Regions from separate parts of the Homo sapiens genome. Here region 1 is linked to region 2. A link is an interaction called in ENCODE POLR2A ChIA-PET data of the cell type or tissue named here. Cell type or tissue: OCI-LY7. All regions are shown on one strand. Each heading gives the region's core, and the rest is flanking DNA. Links, peaks and the distances in the headings are about the cores only. Region 1 has its middle 5.4 kb from the start of H4C5. Region 2 has its middle 4.4 kb from the start of H3C8.

Evidence for each region. Peaks named below come from ENCODE experiments on the same cell type or tissue, not always from the same donor. Only the 100,000 strongest peaks of a DNase experiment are listed, where the experiment ranks them.
Region 1: POLR2A ChIA-PET joins it to region 2 with 7 read pairs; 34 of 35 experiments call an interaction of 5 or more read pairs at or near these places.

Annotation. Positions count from the first base shown.
Region 1 is chr6:26,207,290-26,212,673 of GRCh38, reverse strand. No RefSeq gene overlaps it. Among named protein-coding and RNA genes, the nearest start is that of H4C5, 5.4 kb to the right of the region's middle. In OCI-LY7, for the core only: a CTCF peak has its summit at 547 (motif pointing left); DNase peaks (open chromatin) are centred at 523 and 2,203; H3K4me3 peaks cover 70 bases; H3K27ac peaks cover 2,348 bases.
Region 2 is chr6:26,264,313-26,269,696 of GRCh38, reverse strand. No RefSeq gene overlaps it. Among named protein-coding and RNA genes, the nearest start is that of H3C8, 4.4 kb to the left of the region's middle. RefSeq lists an enhancer at 156-752. In OCI-LY7, for the core only: a CTCF peak has its summit at 2,407; DNase peaks (open chromatin) are centred at 496 and 2,416; H3K4me3 peaks cover 211 bases; H3K27ac peaks cover 1,789 bases.

The DNA.
Region 1 (5,384 bases), core at 130-5,129, 57 kb after region 2:
GGGAGGCGGAGCTTGCAGTGAGCCGAGATCGTGCCACTGCACTCCAGCCTGGGCGACAGAGTGAGACTCCGTCTCAAAAAAAAAAAAAAAAAAAAAAAAAAAAAGAAATAGGAAACTCTCCCTAGGCCCTTTCCTCTCCAAGTCTCCCTGCTGTATGTTAAGAAAAATTAATTTATTCCACAAGTAATTATTGAGCACCAACTACATACCAGCTATTATCCTATGCAATATACAAATGAATAGAGTAAATTTAAGATACGCTGACTAAAGAAATCGAAAATCAAGAGAATAGAATATCCTAGCATAAAAGGAAATAAACCAGGAAAAAATAGACTAAGAAGTATTTGTGAACCACCTAATAATATGTGTGACTCTGAGCACATGTTCATGTTTATGAAATAATGTCCTAATGACCTCAAAGAGGATCAAATGGGAAGGCTAATTTAAAAAGTACAAAATGACTGTAAGGAACAGAGGAACAAGAAGGATTAAGGCCAGAAAGTGACATAATTTATGGTCATGGTTACCTCTGGGGGCAGTAGCAGGAAGATGACAGAAGAGGTCAAAGCAGTTTTTGGTAATATGACAAATATAACAGATATAACAAATATATTTGATTGACAATTGGGTTCAAGCATGGCCATCATATTATTCTTTATAACTTGTATATCGATTTATTACAATTTTAAATGTATCTAGAAGTACAAACAAGAAACAAGAAAAATAATGTACAAACATGTTTGTGGAAAAGTCACTTCAACTTCTATAAAAAGAACTTCTGTAAACTATGAAATATTGCTTATAGCAAAAATTTGGTTATGAAAAAGGAAATCTCCCCTTATACTCCAAAAGTCTGTAGATGCTGAAAAAAGAGTGAGCACTTAACAAAAATCTCTGCTACTATATAAGACTCGATTTTTTTTTCCCTTTTTCCCTTTTTTTTCAGATGGAGTCTCGCTCTGTCGCCCAGGCTGGAGTGCAGTGGTGCAATGTCAGCTCACTGCAACTTCCACTTCCCGGGTTTGAGTGATTCTCCTGCCTCAGCCTTCCAAGTGGCTGGGACTACAGGCCAAATGTGTGCCACCATGCCCGGCTAATTTTCGTATTTTAGTAGAGATGGGCTTTCACCATGTTGGCCAGCCTGATCTTGAACTCCTGACCTCAGGTGATCTGCCTGCCTTGGCCTCCCAAAGTGCTGGGATTACAAGCTTGAGCCACTGCGCCCGGCCTGTGAGACTTGTTTTGTAAGGGATTCTTCTTGAAATATTTTCCTTTTCTGCAAGGGAAAGGAAATACTTCACATGTACGCTGAAGTATTTCATTTTATCATTTGTAAATTCATTTAGATTTGTATTTATTTTATTCATATCCATTCAGGCACTTGTTCAGATAAATTAAACACATAATTTGAATTCAATATACTCAGTGCAAGAAATAGTTTTGTAAAAGATATGAGAATTGTTTTACATAATCAGAACAGTTGAGGGGTCAGGAAAGGGATTTTGCGTGGTTCCCGATGTTCAGAAGAAAGTCTACATTCCTGTCATTGGCCTAACAAGCCACTTGTCCAAGCATCAACCATCTCTTCCAATACCGACATGATTTATACTATTTTCTGAACTTTCTGAGTTCAAGCAATTCTCCTGCCTCAGCCTCCCAAGTAGCTGGGATTACAGGCGTGTGCCACCATGCCTGGCTAATCTTGTATTTTTAGTAGAGACAGTGTTTCACCATGTTGGTCAGGCTGGTCTCGAACTCCTGACCTCATGTGATCTACCCACCTTAGCCTCCCAAATTCCTGGGCTTACAGGCGTGAGCCACTGTGCCTGGCTAATCTTGTATTTTTAGTAGAGACAGTGTTTCACCATGTTGGTCAGGCTGGTCTCGAACTCCTGACCTCATGTGATCTACCCACCTTAGCCTCCCAAATTCCTGGGCTTACAGGCGTGAGCCACTGTGCCTGGCCTCTTTTCTGACATTCTATATAATATTTAATTCCTGCTCTGCTTCCCATGAGGGCATGTTTTGACTGACCAAATAGACTGAAAGCTCCTCAAGGGCAGGAAAAAATATAGAGGGAGGCGGTGGGGAGGTGTTGTAATGCTAAACAGTGTTGTTATGGATAGCCTCAAGAAGACTATGATATTTGAATACAAACCTGAAGGAAGTGAGTGAACAACACCTGCAGAAACCTAGAAGCTGAGTGGACCACTCAAGGGGAACCATTAGTACGTCCTTCCTGAGAGTGATGAGTACTTCTAGCAAGTTCCAGGAACTAGTCGAGTTGGCTAGGAAGGAGAGGAAGAGTAGCGGGATTTGAGGCTAAAGAGGTAACAAGGATCAGACAGTGTGGCGCTGTAACCCACTGAAAGGACCTTGAGGTGTTTTTTTGTTGTTGTTGTTGAGACGGAGTCTCGCTCTTTGGCCCAGGCCAGAGTGCAGTGACGCTATCTCGGCTCACTGCGTGCTCCGGCTCCCGGGTTCACGCCATTCTCCTGCCTCAGCCTCCCGAGTAGCTGGGGACTACAGGCGCCCGCCACTGCGCCCGGCTAATTTTTTGTATGTTTGGTAGAGACGGGGTTTCACCGTGTTAGCCAGGATGGTTTGGATCTCCCGACCTCGTGATCTGCCCGCCTCGGCCTCCCAAAGTGCTGGGATTACAGGCGTGAGCCACTGCTCCCGGCCTTGAGTTTTTCATTAAGTGACATGAGAACCACTTGGGGGGGTTTCAGCAGAGGAGTCATCTGATCTGAATTGCCCTTTATTGGAATTCCTCTGGGAGAACCAGGTGATGATGGTGTTGCAATAATAAAGGTAGGAGATGGCAGGGCTTGACCAGAGTAGCAGCAGTGGGAATGAGAAATGGTTGAATTCTGTTTGTGTTTTCAAGGAAGAGCTCATAGAACTTACTGATAGATTATTATGTAGGATGTGAAAGAAAAAGAGATGATTCCAACTAAAAGTGTATAAATGCCATTCACCAATTTCAAGATGATGAGATTAGCTGTTTGGCAAAGATAACGAGATTCTGTTGAAATTTGAAGTTCATATTAATTGGACTTTCAAGTAAATAACAGGGTCTCTGAGTATGGAGTACAACGCTGTAGGCTGGTCATTTAGTGTTCATGACATAAATATATATATATAGTATCTCCACAGCAACAAGGAAATATCAGTTCAAAAGAATCAGATGGAGATTTTCATTCTCCAGGTCCATCTTCTCAGAGCCATCAGAAGTGGCAGTGCTAAGGGAAGAGAAAAGGCAGCATCAGATACAGAGCTCTGAAGCTGGTTTCCACGAATAGGCTTCAGGATGCCTGAGAACACATAGAATTGCATCAGGGGATTCAAATGTCCCCAAATATGTGGTGAGAGTGGGTGTATTTTGGAAAAACTGTGAATATCTATAACTGGATCTCCAAAGTGATCTCCCCATGGCTCTAACTTTAATAGATTATTTAAGTGAGGATTCCAGTGTTATTTCATACTCTTATTAGTAAGGGAATTTTTCCACATTTGTAAAATAGGGATAATATTTATTGTTTGTTCTGAAAATTACAGGAGAAAAGGAAAATTACTGGAGAAAGAAATTGTAAAACTGTAAGTTAGGAATTCACATGTCATGTATACAAAAAAACACTCTTTACTTCTTTGACCCAAAACTTTTTCTCTTTATTATCTACCTTCTTTCTTAAGATATTTAATCCCATCTTGTGGCTTTTTCACTCTTACGGCAATTATGGTTTGACGACTGTGAATTATATCTCCATGTTTCTTTTCTAACCTGCAGGTTTTTATAGCCAACTGCCTATTTCATATCTTTCATATCTTTCTCTTAGATATGTAACAGGCATCTTAAATTCTCTCTGGATATCCAAAACTAAGAATTTGAATCCTCTCCAAAACTTGTTCCTTATTTTTCCACATTTTAGCAATTGATACCTCCAGTTCCAGTTGCTTTGGCAAAATCATTGGAATCATCCATACATTTTGGTCTGTCTTTCATACTCTACACATTCAGTAGCTCAGAAAAGAACTATGAACCTTACTTCAAAATATATATAGAATCCAACCACTTTTCACAGCCTCTACCACTAACACACTGGTCCAAGCCACTGCCATCTCAACTGCATTACTGTGGTACCCTCCGAACTGGTCTCCTTGCTCCTATCCTGGTCTCATCATAGTTTATTCTTCATCAGGCATCCAGATAGCTCATTAAAAAAATAAAAATCAGGCCCGGTGTGGTGGCTCACGCCTGTAATCCCAGCCCTTTGGGAGGCTGAGGTGGGCAAATCACGAGGTCAGGAGATCAAGACCATCCGGGCTAAAACGGTGAAACCTCATCTCTACTAAACATACAAAAAATTAGCTGGGCGTGGTGGCACACACCTGTAGTCCCAGCTACTTGGGAGGCTGAGGCAGGAGAATCACTGGAACCTGGGAGGCTGAGGTTGCAGTGAGCCGAGATTGCGCCACTGCACTCCAGCCTGGGCGACAGACTGAGACTCTGTCTCAAAAAAAAAAAAAAAAAAATATATATATATATGTGTATGTGTGTGTGTGTGTGTGTGTCTATAAATCAGATTATGTCAGTTCTCCGATCAAACCCTTGCAGTGGCTCCCATCTCACTCAGAGTAAAACAGTAGTCACACTGGTCTGCAAGGCCATATAGAGACTCGTCTCCATTTGCCTCGCAGATCATATTTGCTTTTTCTTTGCACCCTGTCTGATACTGGCAGTGGGTTCTTGACCCTCAGAAAATAGAAATCGACCAAGAATCTAAGATGGACTTGAGCAAGGAAGTTTATTAGGGCTTTCGGCTTGAGCAGAAAGGGAGACAGCAACCAGAGGTATACTTGCAGCTGGCTCCTTGAAAGCAAGCTAGTCTAGTTTGTTATTCTTCTGTGAGCTTCGTCTAGGTGACATCATGGCATGTTTGGGGTGGTCTGTTGGATACACCTTTGCAGTCCCTTGTCATGCTTTTTCCTGTGTCTCAGGTCTCATTGGCAGCTTAAATCTCCACGCAGGGGTATGAATTTTATCATTAACATGATGCAAAAGTTAGGTTAGGATAATCAAAGTCCCTATAGCACATGTTCATTTGGGGAAGGTCTTTTGGAAGTCCCTATGCTGATGGCGAGGATGTTTGTCGTTAGAGTGTTCTATTTCTTTTATGTCTGATTGGCTGATTTTATGAGCGGAAGCTTCAGTGGCTGCAAGGTTATGGAGCTGGGTGCTGCTGTAGTCAGCACAGCAAGTAAACAAGTGTGGAGGGGTCCCTTGTCCTGCCTTCCATTGTCTGCCTCACCTCTGCCCCTTTTTCCAGTCATAATACCTGCTTTTTACCTCCATGCTTTCCTGCTGGGTATTCTATTTAGAA
Region 2 (5,384 bases), core at 105-5,104:
AGGTCCTTTTAGTGATTGGAAGTATCAGGTTTTTAGGGATGTTACAAGGAGGAACACATACCATCCTGGGCTGCTTGGCATACAACCAAGATATGTTTTCATATAGAACCCTTCCTTTACAGATTAGCACAAGGCCCTGTTTGGGTATTCAGCAGATCCTTCTTTATGATCTTTATTAATTTAGCAACTTGTCATTTTTTTTCACATATTGCTTTTATTTTAAAAACTTATTTGACATTCCAGAATATATGGGAAAGGAGATAATAGTTTAATAAAACCTATGTTCCTCTCATCCAGCTTCAATAACAACATTGGCTAAGTGTTTTATCTATTGATTTTTGTAAAGCAAATAATGAAACTGCCTAATGGGTTCACCTTGCCCACTGCCTAGACAAAGCTGATTTATCTAGGCAGGGAATTGCAATAGAGAAAGTAATTCACGCCGAGCCAGCTGTGCGGGAGACCGTAGTTTTATTGTTACTCAAATCAGTCTCCCCAGCATTCCAGATGGGGGGGAAGCCGATGAACCAGGAGTCCTGATTGGTCAGGTCAGAGATGTCATTATAGGGAGCTGAAGGTGTCTCCTTGGGCTGAGTCAGTTTCTGGGTGGAGGCCACAAGATCGGATGAGTCAGTTTACCAATCTGGGTGGGGCCAACTGATCCATCAGGTCTGCAAAATATCTCAAGCACTGATCTTAGGAGCAGTTTACGTGGGGTCAGAATCTTGTAGGTTCCAGCTGCAGGACTCCTAAACCATAATGTGTGTGTTTTTTTTTTTCTTTGAGACAGTCTCACTGCGTTGCCCAGGATGGAGACTGTAAACTCTGCCTCCCAGGTTCGAGCGATTCTCCTGTTCAGCCTCCCAAGCAGCTGGGATTACAGGCGCGCGCCACCATGCCCAGCCAATTTTTGTAGTTTTAGTAGAGACGAGGTTTCCTCATATTGGCCAGGCTGGTCTCGAACTCTGGACCTCAAGTGATCCACCCGCTTTCGCCTCCCAAAATGTTGGGATTACAGGCGTGAGCCATTACGACCTACCCCTAAACCATAATTTCTAATCTTGTGAGTAATTTGTTAGTCCTACAAAGGCAGTCTAGTCCCCAGGCAAGGAGGTTTGTTTTGGGAAAGGGCTGTTATCATATTAGTTTTAAACTATAAACTAAGTTCCTCCCAAAGGTAGTTCAGCCTACACCCAGGAGTGAACAAGGACAGCTTGAAGGTTAGAAGCAAGATGGAGTTGGTTAGGTCAGATCTCTTTGTCTCAGTTACAATGTTGCAATGACAATTTCAATATCATTTCATCTATTTTATATATGTTATCTGCTATTTAACACCTTATTATGGACCAGGTGCCTTGGCTCACTCCTGTAATCCCAGCACTTTGGGAGGCCGATGTGGGAGGATCACATGAGGTTAATTCTTGACAAACCTGGCCAACTTGGTGAAACCCCATCTCTACTAAAAATATAAAAATTAGCTGGACCGGGCCTGGTGGTGCACGCCTGTAATCCCAGCTACTGGGGAGGCTGAGGTAGGAAAATCTCTTGAACCTGGGAGGCGGAGGTTGTAGTGAGCCAAGATCATGCCACTACACTCCAGCCTGGTGACAGAGCGAGACTCCATCTCAAAAATAAAAACAAAAATAAATTATGATGCCATCATTACTTTTATAACAAATAGTATTTCTTTTTTAAAAATTTAATATGATCCATTTTGGTTGACATATTTCTTCAACATTGATTTTTATTTACTGCAAACAACACTGGTTGAGAATTTACAATGTACCAGATGCTGGTCTGTGCATTGGAAATACACCCAGAGAACAAAACACAAAATTTTTGCTTTCATGGAATTTACATTTGAGTCTGGAATAGACAGAAAATAAACTAGATATGTTTATGTAATATGTTAGATGGTGAGAAGGAAAAAAAAATAGAGCAAGACTAAGGAGTGTCATGGGAAGCTGAAATTTAGATAAGGCAACCAATGAAGACCCCACTAAGAAGATAATATTTCAGCAAAGAGCTGAAAGGTGAGGAAGCAACCTGTGCGGATGTGTTCAGGGAGAAAAGGAGGGAGACTCCTGAGGCACCATGGTGACTATGGGGAATGAGCAGGGGACAGTAGGAAATGAAGGTGGAGAAAGGGCAGAATAATTTTCCCTTCAATTCCCACCTCACACAGGTTCTTAGTTGAAACAAACCCATGTAACAAAAGACAGATTCACAAATGAAAAACAAGCAGAAGTGTATTAACATATATATTACATATACATGAATGACACCTAGGGAATGAGTACACATTGAGGTGGCTTTGAATTCCAGCTTTTGTGTAGTGTCTTCAACAAAGAACAGTGAATTTTTAGATAATTTAGAAGACGAAGGAGAAGTACTTTGAGTGTCCAGGGGCGGCAATGTTGGGGAAAGCAAACATAGATAAAGGGTAGTTAGTAAAGCTTGCTTTATAGAATCTTCTGGTGCATCACCAGGCCCATAAGAGTGAAAGCTCTTTTCTGTACTTCTTTTGTTCTCCCCAATAGTGTAAACCAAAAAGTGACCGAGCAGATCTCCACTGATTCACAGGTTTATTTTTGCCAAGGTTGAAGATGCATCTAGGAGAAAGAAACACAAGTTACACAAAGTCTATGGCCTGTGAGGCCCAGGTGGGCAGATCACTTGAGGTCAGGAGTTCGAGACCAGTTTGGCCAACATGGCGAAACTCCATCTCTACTTAAAAAATACCAAAAAATTAGCCATGCATGGTTGCACGTACCTGTAGTCCCAGCTGCTCTGAAGGCTGAGGCATGAGAATCGTTTGTACCTGGGAGGTGGAGGTTGCAGTGAGCCGAGATCATACCACTGCCCTCCAGTCTGGGCGACAGAGTGAGACTCTGTCTCAAAAAAAAAAAAAAAAAAGAGTTTAGTATATTCTTATATAAAAAAGACGTAGAAAAGTTAAAATGGATAAAGGGAATGACTGCCAGAGGACAGGAGGGAATGTGGTAGACAGCTGTAATTTTAAAAATGGTGGATGGGGAAGAACTCACAACTGAGATAAGACTGGGAAAAGAAAATAACTTTTTTTTTTTTTTGTACAGACGAGGCTTCACTATGTTGCTCAGGCAAGTCTCAAACTCTTGTGCTCAAGGGATCCTCTCACTTTGGCCTCCAAAAGTGCTGGGGCTACCAGACCTGAGCTACCACACCAGGCCAAGAAAATAACTTTCATCTGAGGAATGGGAGTCATTTTAAATTATCAGGCCCACAGTAACATTAAAATGAGACAGCAATCACAACCTACTCCCCTCTTTGAGCTATGTATTCATCTCTAGATACTGCTTGTTATTGTTATAAGTAGCTATAAGTTTATCTAATAATGCCACATCCCACACTGTAACCCACACCCTGTAGCTTTACAATGTATAGCCAATAACTAATTAATGCTATTTCTGTAAACCAAGGAAAATTCCTGACAAAAAATTTTGTATCAGCCCACCTTCTGTCCCCCCTTTTTTGCCTTTAAAAACCTATTTTTAACAAAGGCCAGTGGAGCTCATATCCAAGATTACTTGGGCCTGAGATTTCTGAGCTGCTGTGCTGACTTTGGCTCAAGTAAATTCTTTTTTTTTTTTTTTTTTTTGAGACAGAGTCTTGCTCTGTCACCCAGGCTGGTGTGATCTTGGCTCACTGGGTTAACGCCATTCTCCTGCCTCAGCCTCCACAGTAGCTGGGACTACAGTGCCCGCCACCATGCCCGGCTAATTTTTTGGTATTTTTAGTAGAGACAGGGTTTCACCATGTTAGCCAGGATGAGTCTCCATCTCCTGACCTTGTGATCCTCCCGCCTCGGCCTCCCAAAGTGCTGGGATTACAGGCATGAGCCACCGTTCCTGGCGCCAATTCTTTTTTTTTTTTGAGACGGAGTCTTGCTCTGTCACCCAGGCTGGTGTGCAGTGGTGCGATCTCGGCTCACTGCCACCTCTGCCTCCTGGGTTCAAGTGATTCTCCTGCCTTAGCCTCCTGAGTAGCTGGGACTACAGGCGCATGCCCCCATACCTGGCTAATTTTTGTATTTTTAGTAGAGACGGGGTTTCACCATGTTGGCCAGAATGGTCTCCATCTCCTGACCTCGTGATCCACCCTCCTTGGCCTCCCAAAGTGCTGGGATTACAGGCGTTAGCCACCGCGCCCGGCCATAAATTCTTTAAGTTATGATTTGTGCCTCTGCATCTTTCTTTTAGGCCAACAAGGCTGAAGGAAATCAACTATTTCATCCCCAAGTATACTTCTTTGACATATTTTGAGATGGCTCTTTGGAGGGTCTGCAAACAGAAGTTGCCCTGCAGAGCTGCCTTTTGTGGAGATGTGCATCTGTAGAGAAAACCTGCTTTGGTGCTGCCAGGGTTTTTTTCTGAGGCTTTACCTTGTCCAATCTAGGAAAGATTAAGTGTCTGACACCAGGCTGGGCGCAGTGGCTCACGCCTGTAATCCCAGCATTTTGGGAGGCCGAGGCAGGCAGATTTGAGGTCAGGAGTTAGAGACCAGCCTGGGCCAATGTAGCGAAACCCCGTCTCTACTAAACACACAAAAATTAGCTGGGCATGGTGGTGGGCGTCTGTAATCCCCGCTAGTCAGGCGGCTGAGGCAGGAGAATTGCTTGAACCCAGGAGGCGGAGGTTGCAGTGAGCCGAGATTGTGCCATTGCACTCCAGCCTGTGCAACAGCGCGAGACTCCCTCTCAAAAAAAAAAAAAAAATCTGAGTCTGACACCTTTAAAGGTCTGAAAGAAACATTTACTATATATGTATTCTTCTTGAGGGCTGTTACCTATGAGTTTTCATCTACATAACAAGACCACCTTTGTTAGCAAAGCCCTCCCATAACCTGTCTTGCATGATTGACCACCCTAACCTGTTTTTGGCCATGCTCTGAGTCCCCATTCTTTAACCTAAAGATGGCATTTAAGCTTCTGTACCCCCTGCTGGGGTTGGGGTAATTACTCTGTGGTTCTCCCTCCTGCATGTTAATAAACTTGTGTGCCTTTCTCTCCTATTAATCTGTTTTTTGGTAATTGATTTTTGAGAAAAACTTCAGAGGGTGAAGGCGAAGATTTTTCTTGGTCCTGACAAGACTGAGCAGAGAAGAGAGTGAGTTCTTTATACAGCTGTAGGAAGATCATACCAGAGAGAAGAAACATTGATTCATGGATCCTGAGTTGGGTGCATATTTGGGCTATGGACATTGTTCTGATAGCCAACTACATAAAACCAGGGCCTTTGTTTTTCTTAAGCTGGAATTTCCAGGTAACTCAGTACTGATTTATACTTTTTTTTTTTGAGACGGAGTTTCGTTCTTGTTGCCCAGGCTGGAGTGCAATGGCACGA